Linked DNA regions of Homo sapiens: region 1 is linked to region 2. The links are chromatin contacts, found by Hi-C or POLR2A ChIA-PET in ENCODE. All regions are on one chromosome and are shown on one strand. Each heading gives the region's core, a stretch centred on a gene start or an enhancer-like site at or near the end of the contact. The rest is flanking DNA. Distances are from core to core; before and after follow the strand shown. Region 1 has its middle 80 kb from the start of LINC02005. Region 2 has its middle 41 kb from the start of LINC02005.

Region 1 (6,569 bases), core at 163-2,662, 39 kb before region 2:
TTGCAAAGATCCAGATTTAGCTCCTGGGGAAGCCTAACTGTATTTCCTACCTTGTTACTTTATAATCTTCTTTCTTTTGTAGCTTCAACTCATTTCAGTAGATTATGTTATTTGCAACCAAAAAGATCCAGAAGTAAAACAAAGGCAGGTGGGAAGATAATGTAAGTGAAGGAAAAAATAGTTTGATATCCTCGTAAGTTTAAAGAAGGACTGTTATAGATATGAATTAAAATTGTCTTGCCTGTTGCCTTTTATCAGCAGATGTGGCTATGGGGCTTATCCGTTTACAAATTTGAAAAAGATGGAGAAAACTTAGGCTTCATATTGAAGATGCTGCAGAGTTTGCATGTGGGCAACAAAGGCTTCACAACAAACGAGGTGTCATGGGAAAAATAAGAGCTGAAAACGTTTCCTGCCTCTGGGAAGTTGGTGCTATGAAAGTTTCCTCTGCTAAGTAATCAAGTAGCACATTTCTCTACTGGTCTGTGAAGAAGAAGGCAGTACTATGGCTGACGAGTTAAACTTTTCTTTGCAGCTTCGAACCTCACTGTGCGTGAGAATCTCAGCATATGTGTCCAAGCCTACCTCTGCATGTTTGGGTTTAAATCAGATTCCTGGATACTGCTCTAAGGGATGACAGTCTTAGTAGGTCCTGTGGGTGCCTGGGAATCTGCATTTTAAACAAATGCTTCCTCCTCATCCTTTATTCCCCTCTCCTCTTCATGATTTTGATCCAGGCTTTGAGAATTTTGCTTTAGATGTAATGATTCTTGTCTTTTTCATGACTGAGGCAAGAGTTGGGAAAGACAGTGCTGCCAGCTTGTCGTGCTGCAGTGAGCTTACTCAGATCCGTTTGTCAGCTCAGCTTTCTGACTGCTTAGAGAGCCAGAGAAGCTGGCTCTTCTGGGAATGGCTGACATTCCCGCGACAATGGAATTTCCTTTGCTGCAGAAGATGTGGCTTGCATCACGCTGTGCACAGATTTTGTTGCTACTCAGTAAGATTTCCCTGAAGTGGCCTCAATTGAGTGATGGCTAGGAATGGGGCTTGCAGGCCCTGAGAGCACACTGATTGCAGTGTGAACATCATGCAGGGTTTTGCAATGCAGAGGAAAATGGTGTTGGGCCAGTGATCATGTCGGCTGCCTTATGAAATGTACTTCTTGTGCCCTCGCAGAGGAGTTACTCTTGATACTGACCAGGGTTAGCGGAAGTGATGAATGTATTTATATGTGTATATAACCCCTGATGGGTTGAAGTTTCTGTGTTTTCAATGGACTTTGATGTGGAGGAGAAAATACATTTCAAGAAGAAATCCCTGTAGGAGAGAAGCCTGGGTGCCTTCCCCCTCCCCCAAAGGCATTCTGATCCAGATAGAAAGCAGGCCCTGAGGATATAAAAATTTGAAGTGCTGTGGAAAACAGTAATTTCAGCTGGGACTGCTGGTGGGTGTGGAGAGATGACTCAGATTCATGAAAGAGAATCAAAGACATCCTGGAAAGAAGAAATGTGTTTGGTAGCATATGGCTGTTTTGCCTTTTTCTTTCTGGGAATGGGGGAGCTTTGAGAAGGAATACAGGGCATATACTAGTGTTAGGGAGGACTAGGGAGCTAGATGTCACCTGCCAAGGCCAGAGGTGTCCTTAGAAAGAACAATAGGCCATCTTGGTGACAGAAATGGTACTAGTGCTTCCTGGATAGCAAATACCAGGAACTCTGTAGCACTGCTCTCCTCACCCTTCCCCATAACTGACATTGCCAGTGGATCACAGTGCCCTTTTTCACTTGAGGCAGTCATTAGCAACACGTCAGAGTTAGCACTCCAGATGAGATTGAAGATACTTAAGCATTCCACCGAAGAAGATCAGAGAGAACTTCTCAGACCAGATGAAATGTAGAAACAAGACAAATATCACAGAATGGTTCCAAAGCTTCAAAATATCTTGGGGGATTCTCTGATTCCTTTCTAAGGACTGTGAGAAACCTAAGATAATTTATATCAATGACAATAAAAGCAGCTATTATTTGTCAAACACTTTCAATATGCAGGCACTGAGCTATTTTTGTGTCATTTAATCCTCATAGCAGTGTTGTGAGGGGCTGACATTCCTATTTTACAGGTGAAGAAACTGAGCTCAGAGAGGTTGATTGACTTTCTCAGGGTCACACAGCTGATAGGTTGTAGCCTACTGTCATTACTATATTTTACTCCCCCTGCAGTTACCCTTTTATCTCATTCCTCATATTCTCCCTCCAATGTTTATCTTATATTTAGAGTTTACCTGTCACCTATAGTCAGGTAGTGTTTCCTACACTCAAAAGGGTGCAAAACTGCATGGGTGCATGCACACAAATACACACACACATCCTCTAAGGGTAGCTAAGGCATCCCTCCCCTGTACTCCCACAGTACCTTATGATTACTCCAATCAAAGCACGTATCACTCTGTTTTTAATTCCCTTATTACTTATTTCCCCCATAAGACTGAAATCATTTAACACAGGGACTTTTTTTTTTTGAGACAGAGTCTTGCTCTGTCGCCCAGACTGGGGTGCAGTGGCGCAATCTCGGCTCACTGCAAGCTCCACCTCGCGGGTTCACGCCATTCTCCTGCCTCAGCCTCCCCAGTAGCTGGGACTACGGGCGCCCGCCACCACGCCCTGCTAATTTTTTTTGAATTTTTAGTAGAGACGGGGTTTCATCATGTTAGCCAGGATGGTCTCGATCTCCTGACCTCGTGATCCACCTGCCTCGGCCTCCCAAAGTGCTGGGATTACAGGCGTGAGCCACCGCGCCCGGCAACACAGGGACTTTCTTGTTTATTTTCTGTACGCTTTCGATAACTAAATTATTAAGATTCCAAGTTGTTCCATAACTTGGCAGAATACTATCTTGGTATCTTGAATGTGGTATCTCGTATTCAATGAGCAACCATATACGTGTTGCTCATTGAGTATTCTGACACCTTTTTTTCAATAAACTTCTGTATAGAAACACTGTGTGAACAGTACTTGCCAGTTGGTATTTTGAGCCCTCAAATTGGTGAGATTTTTGTAGGATAGGATAAAAGCTCTAAGTGAAATGCTATGATTCTTTCTTTCCCCAAAGAGTATGAGGCTCTTTGAGCAAAACACATGTGTATATGCATACTTCTGTCTATATACATTTTAATAATAACAATAGCTGTCATTGACAACTATTAATTGACAACTTAATATGTTATAGGCCTGTGCTAAGACCCCAAGTAACATTCTCTCATTTGTCTTTTGCCTTAGGATATGTTTTGAGCATAATTTTCCAGAAGAGAAAATTGAGGCTCAGAGAAGTTAGGAAATCTGCCTGAGGCCACACAGCCAGGAAATGACTGAGCTAATATTCTGACCTAAAACGTTTACCTACACAGTGTCAGTCTTAAGCAGGCATTTAGAATCCAGAGGGCTTGGGCTCAAGATTATCTCTCTCAGTCTGGTGAATGCAAGGTAATGCAAAGGATTAGCCCCAGTCAGACTTCTGACCAGCTCCCTGAGGTTTGTTTATCCTCTGAATTACCTGTGCGAAGATTTCTGCCATCGCCATCTCCCCTTTCTCTGCTTGTGGAGAGTGGGCTCAGGAGTGAGGGGAAGCATGCAGAAATTGTTAGTTGACACCTCGCCCTGGTCATTCCCATGACTTATGAGTGCACATCAGACACACAGTTGCCAAACACTCTCGCGTGATACTCATTTTCCCTGGGTCCCAGCTGCCTATGAGTCCAGAAAGAAAGCTGGGGCCAGCGCTGGGGTCAGCCAAACAAACAGATGGAGATGAGCAGAGGTGACAGCCGATCACTCCTCGGCATCTGCTGGGCCTGTCGCGGCTGCTCTGGCTGGCTGATGCCTTGACCCAGCTAATCCTGTTGGTCATCCTGGTGCCGGCTGTGTTGTGTCACTCATCCTACCCTTGGGGTGACTTCTGCTTTCCTTTGGAAAGTCAGATGGATAATGCTGGACTGCTTGCCTCCGTCCTGGTCTTGGGTCAGCCAAGCCCTCACATGGACTAAAGGGCTATCCAAGGTGCCAGTCTCTAGGGAGTTTACAGATAATATTAGTCTATCTCCAGGTACTTCCCATTTTGGCATTTTGTTATCTGACACCAACAGTGCTTCTATTCCTGCTGTGGTTAGCTAAGGTTTTAAGAATACCGTGCTAAAAGAGTAAAAGACCCAGGCTTATGTGGGGGTGGTTTTTTGGGTCCATGGCCACAAACTTCACCCATCCCTCTACCTCTCTAATAGTTCCTGAGCACCTATTATGTGCCAATCACTGTATTAGGATTACTGCCAAATCGATAGTGAAAAAATCCAATTTCATTAGTGCCACCACAGAACGTAGAATCCACTAGAGGAGCTGAAAAATAAACTAGCTAGAAATAGATTGATATAATTACGATTTGAGCAAAGTCATAAAGGAGAAGAGTGTTGCAGGAAGTGGTAGGTGAAGACCCAGAAGCAGCCAGCAGCTTTACTCCTTCTAGGAACTGAAAGGTGGCCCTGGTACTGGGGTGTGGTAGATGGCGGGGAGCGGGGAGGAGATTGGGAAGGCCAGGAGGGCACAGGTCAGATCATGTGAGGGAGCTTGAGCTTGTTTTTTTTTGTTTTTTTTTTTGTTGTTGTTGTTTTGTTTTAAGTTCCGGGATACATGTGTTGCCAGACGTGCGGTTTTGTTACATAGGTAAATGTGTGCCATGGTGGTTTGCTGCACCTGTCAACCTATCACCTTAGATATTAAGCCCCGCATGCGTTAGCTATTTATTCTGATGCTGTCTCTCCCCCGCCCACCCCCTGCCCCCAATAGGCTCCAGTGTGTGTTTTTCCCCTCCCTGTGTCCATGTGTTCTCATTGTTCAGATCCCACTTATAAGCGAGAAGGTGTGGTGTTTGGTTTTCTGTTCCTCCATTAGTTTGCTGAGAATAATGACTTTCAGCTCCATCCATGTCCCTGTAAAGGACATGATCATATTATTTTTTTTTTGTTTTTGAGACTGAGTCTTGCTCTGTCGCCCAGGCTGGAGTGCAGTGGCGTAGTCTCGGCTCACTGCAAGCTCCGCCTCCCAGGTTCAAGTGATTCTCCCGCCTGAACCACCCGAGTAGCTGGGACTACAGGTGTGTGCCACCACTCCCGGCTAATTTTTTGTATTTTTAGTAGAGACGGGGTTTCACCGTGTTAGCCAGGATGGTGTCTATCTCCTGACCTCATGATCCACCTGCCTCGGCCTCCCAAAGTGCTGGGATTACAGGCATGAACCACCGTGCCTGGCTAATCTTATTCCTTTTTATTGCTGTATAGTATTCCATTGTGTACATGTACCACATTTTCTTTATCCAGTCTATCACTGATGTGTATTTGGGTTGATTCCATGTCTTTGCTATTGTGAACAGCTTGGGTTTTATTTGAGTTTCACTGGAACACACTGAAGGGTTTCAAGCAGGTGAATGACATAATCTGGGTGACATTTTAAAATAACTCATCTTCTTGCAGTGTGGAGAATATTTGGGACAGAGTTAGAGTGGAAGAAGTAAAATAAATTAAGAGGCTATCACAGTGCCTCGGGAAAACTAAGATAGCTATAACAGCAGTGGAGAAAAGTCAAGGATCTTAAGATTATTCTTTGTGGTCATGTGGAAACAAAATGACAATAGGTCAATGGCCTGGGTGACTCAACTTCTCTGCTGCAAGTTAAAAATTCTAAAAAATAATCTATTTAGAAATTACCCTTCTCATCATGTATTAAGTGAAAGTAATTGGACAACTGAACACAGATTTTGTGCAAGAATATACATTGCAATGCTGTTCATAATAGCAAAAAATTCTCCATGAGTTTTTCCAAATATCAAACCTAGGAACTTGTTTAACATATCACAGTTCACTATATAATGCTATTACATGAAACAATTGTCATACATCTATTTATTGATATGGAGAGATATTCATAGTGTAGTGAGTGAATAGAGCATATTTAAAATCATATGGACAATATGATGATGCCATTGTTTGGTTACATCTGCAAAGAAAACTCTTAAATAACATGCAGTGAACATATTAACAATAATGAATACTGGGTATGAGAAATTATGGGCAATTACAAATCTTTTCATCATCTGTATTTTCTGTTTATTTCACCATATATTAGATTGGTGTAATTTTAATAATTTAAAAATCATTTCCTGTACATAGGTAGTGGATTAGATGTGATAAGCTTCAAATACACTACATATATTTATCTGTGTTGTTGCTAAACACATTGGTTTACTCACTGAATCTTTGTACGTGCCTTATTTTCCCCTTTCTCTTTTTGTAATCTTCATTTATGTCATTTTGGAATATCTTTCTCACTTTCCTTCCTTGTGTCTAAATTCACTCTTCCATAAATAGGGTGAGCACATAATTTCTTATACTAACTGCAACACTTATGAGAATGAAAAGAGGCTGGGTGCAGTGGCTCATGCCTGTAATCCCAGCACTGTGGGAGGCTGAGATGGGTAGATCACCTGAGGTCAGGAATTCAAGACCAGCCTAGCCAACATGGCGAAAC
Region 2 (6,679 bases), core at 474-2,973:
TATACCTATTAGGATGACTATTTGAAAAAACAAGATAATAAGTTTTGGCAAGCACGTGGAGAAATTTGTTGGTGAGAATGTAAAATGGGGCAGCAACTATGGAAAATGGTATGGAGGTTCTTCAAAAAATTAAAAATAGAAATACCATGTGGTCCAGTATCCCACTTCCATATATTTATCCAAAAATGTTCAATTAGTATCTCAAAGAGATATTAGCACTCTTATATTCATTGCAGCACTATTCACAGTCACCAAGATGAAGAAACAATTTCAATGTTCATCTATGGATGGATACATAAAGAAAATGTGGTATACACGCACAATGGAATATAATTCATCCTTAGAAAAGAAGGAAATTCTGCCATATGTGACAATATGGATGAAGCTTGAGGACATTATGCTACGTTTAAAAAGTTAGTCACAGGAGGACAAATACTGCATGATACCACTTACATGAGGTATTTAAAATAGTCAAACACAGAAGCCAAGTGTAGAATGGTGGTTGCCAGTGGTTGGAGAAATTGGGAAATGGGGGGTGTTTGCTATTCAGTGGGCATAAAATTTCAGTTATGCATGATGAATAAGTTCTAGAGATCTGCCATACAACATTGTGCCTGTAGTTAACAATATTCTACACTAAAAAATGTGTTAAAAGTGTAGATCTCATGTTAAATGTTCTGACCACAATGAAAACAAAAGTTTGCTTAGCATTATAGCCTCTAGCTCCATCCTTGTTGCTGCAAAGGACATGTTCTTTTTTATGGCTGCATAGCTTTCCATGGTGTATATGTAACAGGTTTTCTTTATCCAGGCTGCCATTAATGGGCATTCAGGTGGATTCCATGTCTTTGCTATTTGTGAATAGTGCTGCAATGAACATCTACATGCAACCAAACCTATTCAACATGGGACTGGAAGTCTCAGCCAGAGCAATCAGGCAAGAGAAAGCCTGGATATACCATTTGTACTTAAGGAAACTGAAAATGTGAGAGTAGAATAATCATCCCTTCTGGCTTGGCAATATAGTCATCACCTTGTGTGACACTGTAATGACAAAATCCATACCTAGCACCACAATGGAACACTTCCTGTGTGTGCCAAGCTCTGTGCTAGGCACCCAGGTGACGTAGCTCACATAATTTCAAAATGACCCGGTGGGGTAGACCTGAAATTTCCTGTTTTTTTCAGATGAGGAAATGGAAGCTAAAAGGAGTCAAGCAATGTATCTAAGTTGCCAAGCTAGCATTTCTAAAGAGAGTTGTTTAATGCCGAAACTTGATTTTTAAAAACCACGCCCTATTGCATCACCATTAAAACGAGGATTTGGACTTGACCCTTGGTGCCAGCTTCCCTTTCTAAGAGGGCTGATAAAGAGATAGAGATTGAGTATCAAGTGGGTGTGCATTGTGACTAATGAGGGTTCTCCTTTGTCAAATGGCATCACATGGAAAGTATGAAGTGTTGTCACACAAATAATTGGCCACCCAGGAGGGAGGGAGTAGGAGAACTCTTTTGCTTGTCAGAGTCCTGGATGGACTCTTCTAGATTCTCTTGGTAACTCTTTACCAGGAAGAGTCTTGAGTACGTTTTCTATTTCAGAAAGATGGCTGCTAAAATTATCTGGGTTAAGAATGTGACAGAATTCTGGCCCCAGAGCATTTGGTATGGAAATAAACAGCAGAGCTGATTATCTCTATTCAAGCTTAAATAAAACCATATGAAGAGCTCAGCTGGATTCCTCCCCCACCATCCCCACCTCACCTCTTATGAAAGACCAGCAATTCTTGGAACATCTATTACAACAGGGCTTTTTTTTTTTTTTCTCCTTTCTCTTTTTTCTCCTCTGAAAAAGGCCCTTGTAATCCCAGCTGTGGCTGCAAGTCAGCGTATGCCTCCAACTCTTTCCCAAATGTTTTCAGGCTAGAGAAATCCCAAACACATTTCCACCAAACCTCCTCCTTCTGAAATTTTGAAAGTGTGGACATTTTCAGAAATGTAATCGGGATGATTAGGATTCATTTGTGCTTTGCTCATCAAAGTTTTATTTTGCAAGAGCCATTTGATGTCAAGTAAGTTTTTTTAGTCCCCTCCACCCTCCTTCGCCAAGTCTTTTATCTTAGAACCAGGAAGTCACATTTTGCCAGCCGACTATGAACTAACTAACCACAAAAAGTTGGAGATTGGTTCAAAGCACAGGATTCATGAGGCTTGAATATGTTCTAACCTTGGCAGAAGGCGTTCCTCACTCATTTGGGGGTAACGTGTCCACGGGGGGCTGGAGGGGGAAGCTGTGTTACTGGGGACATGGCTGGTGGGTTGTTCTCACAGTCTGAGGTCTGTGTGAGGAAAGTAGCCTTGTTCTGGAAGGTACTTAGTTTCATTTTCCACTCAGATACAGTTATGGAAAGTTGTGAAAAGAATCATTCTCTCTGCTCCCTCTCCCTGTGTTTAGGCATAAGAAGGGTCACTTTTCTCTTACACTAGGAAAAGAAGAGCTGACCCATATTGACTGTCTGCTGTATACACTCAAAATCTAGTTTGTGATTCTCTCTTCTTAGTTTCATCTCCTTCCATGTAACCTTCCTCAATCCTCAGTCTTTATCCTTCCACAACGTAAAACAGCTCACATTTCCTAAATACCTTGTTGTTTTTTTTGTCTTTCTTAATATGTTTACACATGATCAAAAGTGGACCCTTTCTTCCTCCCCTTAAGTCTTCCTGAAAACATCTTGACACTCCTCAGACTACTTTTTATCATCTTTTGTGTAAAGGCTTCCATTAAACTCTTATATATATCTGTATTTAGTGTAGACTTTCTTTGACACCACTGGAAAGAGTTTATCCTCCCCAGTTTGTTTGATCTGTTTATATATTCGTCTCTGATAGCACTTTTCAAATGGGTGGTAAACTCCTGAGTCCATTTCGCTTTTAGATCAGTGCTATCCAATAGGACTTTCTGCAATAATGGAAATGTTCTGTATCTACATATCCAAATGTTCCAAATCTGTACAGTCATAGCCACTACTCACCTATGGCTATCAAGCACTTGAAATGTGACAGTGCACCTGAGGAACTGAATTTTTAATTTAAATTTTAATTAATTTAAATTCAAATGGCTGCATGTGGCTAGTAAATACTCTATTGGAAAGCACAGCTCTAGACTGTGTCCTTCTTCAGGCACTGATTCTCTGTGCTTGACACAATGCTTGGCACATAGTAGGGGCTCAGGAAATATTTACTGAATCCAACTAGTGTATATACTTACGGCAATAATCCTGCTGGGCAGATATTACTAACTCTAGTAATTTCATCTTTGTATACCAAAACAAGCCAAACCAAAATGAAATGGAATAACAACCGAACGTGGCTCAGTGAAGTTCAGTAATAGAATTGGGATGTGAATGACAATCTGTTTAAAATAAATCCTCTGACCTTTCTGTTCCCATGGGCAGTGCTTTGGTACCTGTGAGTACATTTGTATGTAAGTGGTTGCACATGCAAGATAGGAGGAGACAACATTTCATAGAACAGCTAATTGTCTCCATACAATTAGACATGCAAAGATTTGCTCGTATAAAAGCCAATAGAAAGAAATAAAAAGAGGGAAGCTGGCACACTGCTAATACAGCTTTAGTATTGTGCAAAGACTTAAAGGGTATATTGGCTAAATGGATCTCTTCTAAAAGAGAAGAACTGCATCATAAAAGAAAGGTTACAACAGCCAACAAATTGGGCAGCTGCTATGCAATTTGTGATTGTTAACTTTCAAATGTTGATAGCCTCTGAGTTGGCAGATGATTAAAATGGTGGAGGTAATGCTGACATCTTCTGGTGATCAGTCACAGTTAACTGGTATTTCAGAATGTTAAAAATTCCAGAAACTGGGCAATCATAGTTAACCGAGCCTTTTAATTTACCATTACTTAAACTTACGCATTAAAAATAGTTCCAAAATTATTTTAAATTTGAAAAAGAAAACATTATCATGCTTCAAAATTTGCTTTTTTGAAATTTTTGAAATCCAACCATCTGGAGTTTTTCAACTCCTTCTCCTCATTTAGCCTAGCTTGCCTGCTGAAACAATCTGATAACATTTTTAGTTGGCTTTCCTCTGATTCACGTTCTATCTCCTGACAAATGATTGCATTATGCTGTATTCTGATGGGACTACATATAATCATGGAGCCTGATACAATCTGTAGAGTTCCTTCCTGTCTGGATCAAATCTATTTTTAGATTTGTGTTGAAGGGTGCACCTGAAGACACGCAGTTGGGCCAAACTTTGGGATTTTGTGATTGCACTGAGTCAGATACTCCTCATTTAAAGAAGTCTTTTTAATTTTTAAATTTTACTTTAAGTTCTGGGATACATGTGCAGAACGTGGCGGTTTGTTACGTAGGTAAACATGTGCCATGGTGGTTTGCTGCACCTATCAACCCGTCACCTAGGTATTAAGCCCCACATGCATTAGCTATTTGTCCTGATGCTCTCCCTTCCCTCACCCCGCTGCCTACAGGTCCCGGTATGTGTTGTTCCCCTCAGTGTGTCCATGTGTTTTCATTGTTCAGCTCTCACTTATAAGTGAGAACATGTGGTGTTTGGTTTTCTGTTCCTGTGTTAGTTTGCTGAGAATGATGGCTTCCAAAGAAATTTTTAAGAGAGCTACAGTTACAACAAACTGGGATACATTAATAGTATCTGTCAGAAATTAGAAGTCATGCTCCCATCTTGCTCAGCCATGAGTTTTCAAAAAGCAAAATGGGACATGGGATTTTGACATACTATTAGTTGGGCTTTCTTCAGAAGGAGCTACACTTCGTCTAGTGATTTTATAGTAAGAATCACATTGAATATTCCTCTGTTTCTACATGGGTAGGGTACTGGGAGTAAGAGAAGCAATATGAACCTTCAGAAGTAGATGAACAAGAGAAAAGAAGCATTTGTATTATGTCTGGTTCATATATAGATTATATATGCAGATATGGGCTTCAGTGGACTTGTAGTGACAGTTGGTAGGAAGCCCATCCCATCATCAAACTTCTCCACTCCCAGGGTTCCCCTTCCTGCAGGATCCAGCTGCCTCAATGGGTCATTGCTCAACCTTCAAGCATTCATCAGTCTTCGATCTAAGCAGTTCTTTGGATATACCCTACTAGGGATTAATTACAATGATGCATACTCACTCATTCTTTGATTCAACTATTCATTCAACAAACATTGTTGAATACATACTGTCTGATATGGTGCTAGGGACACAAAATAGAAGGAGAAATGTTCCCTGACTACAGAGAATGCATTGCTTCATCTTATATATACTGTATATCATTAATGAACCTTTTTTGTATGCCAGGTACTATGCTGAATATTTTATAACTATTATATTAGTGATTCATTTGTTTAACAATATTTACTCAGGGCCTGATCTGTGTCAGTCATTGTGCTGAGTGCAAAGACGAAATGGTACCAAATTAGATATGGTTCCTTGTCTCATGAATAATTGCTGTCTACTGAGGAAAGCAGACAAGTAAACTAGAGATTACAACATGGTTTGTTTAACTTTTGCAATTCATCTTGGCCACTCAGCATTTGATTACCTTTCTATACTGAGAAATCCCTTTTCTTATCATTCTGAGGTGGGGGCAAAGACCTCCTCCAACTATAAAAGCTAAAAATACTGAGTATTTTCTCCTAGCATCCCTTGCAGCTATGTCACAGGCATGTGACACAGGTTTTGCCAATCAGACGGCATCTTGCTAGACTTTGAGTAGGGGCCTGGTACCTCAAGGAATGGAGCAGGCATTTAATTTTTCTGATGGTGACTGTGACGGGTGAGGCAATTTCCTCATCAGAATCTCTCAGAAGCATGGTTTTAGATGTTTTTTTTTTTCTGGTGATTTCTTCAGCCTTTCCAGAGATGCTAGGGCCCTCATTACTCATTTCATAACTCCTTTTCTTTTGGATCTGAGTCACTTTCTGTTGTTAAAAGTAGGTACCCTGATGATGCCCACTGTGACATGGAAAAGACTGGGTGTGATCTCATCAGTGTGCAGGAATTACTGCCTTCCTACACCAAGTGACATCTACACTTGCATCATAAAGACTAGTAGGAATTATCCAGGTTAAAGGTACTGGAAGAAGAGGGCTGACAAAAGGAAAGCCCAGGGTAATCCTCTGAGGTGGGAATTCTTAGGTCTATTTTACATATGAGGAAACTGAGGCCAAGGAGTAACAAATCCTGGACTGACTGTAGAGTCCCTGAATTTACCCACTATGGTTCTCTTCCAATTGAGGCCTAGAAATATATTTATGCCAATGGCTTGCAGTACGATTTTTGAAAAACTCTTTATTTTGAAGCGGACATATACAAAAAAGTGTCTAATACATAAATGTAAAGCACAATAATTTTATCTTAAAAAGAATACCTTATAACTGCCACTGAGATTAAAGATGTAGAATGCTCTGGGCACTGCAGAAGATTCTCTATGGCCCCCTTCCAATCAATACCCTTCCTTCCTCCTCAGGGGTAACCACAATCCTGACCTTTTTTTTTTTTTTTTTGAGATGGGAGTCTTGCTCTCTAGCCCAGGCTGGAGTGCAGTGGTGCTATCTCTCTCACTGCTACCTCCGCCTCCCGGGTCCCGGTTCAAGCAATTCTCCTGCCTCAGCCTCCAAGTAGCT

Evidence for each region. Hi-C counts contacts between places; a loop is a spot of excess contacts on that map. ChIA-PET counts read pairs that join two places held with the same protein, here RNA polymerase II (POLR2A). Pooled maps may share reads with other maps.
Region 1: a pooled map shows a loop between it and region 2 (2.4-fold over the local background). The contact joins two enhancer-like sites. A Hi-C loop is called at or near these places in 2 of 168 maps with a recorded cell type or tissue (ascending aorta and sciatic nerve) and 1 of 50 pooled maps. POLR2A ChIA-PET finds 5 or more read pairs at or near these places in 4 of 52 experiments (OCI-LY7, WTC11, activated CD4-positive, alpha-beta T cell and 1 more).

Annotation. Positions count from the first base shown.
Region 1 is chr3:73,726,304-73,732,872 of GRCh38, forward strand. No RefSeq gene overlaps it. Among named protein-coding and RNA genes, the nearest start is that of LINC02005, 80 kb to the right of the region's middle. Within about 2 kb of position 1,413, at least 6 of the 41 ENCODE cell types and tissues checked have a DNase peak (open chromatin) inside an H3K27ac peak, as active enhancers do.
Region 2 is chr3:73,764,973-73,771,651 of GRCh38, forward strand. No RefSeq gene overlaps it. Among named protein-coding and RNA genes, the nearest start is that of LINC02005, 41 kb to the right of the region's middle. Within about 2 kb of position 1,724, at least 7 of the 41 ENCODE cell types and tissues checked have a DNase peak (open chromatin) inside an H3K27ac peak, as active enhancers do.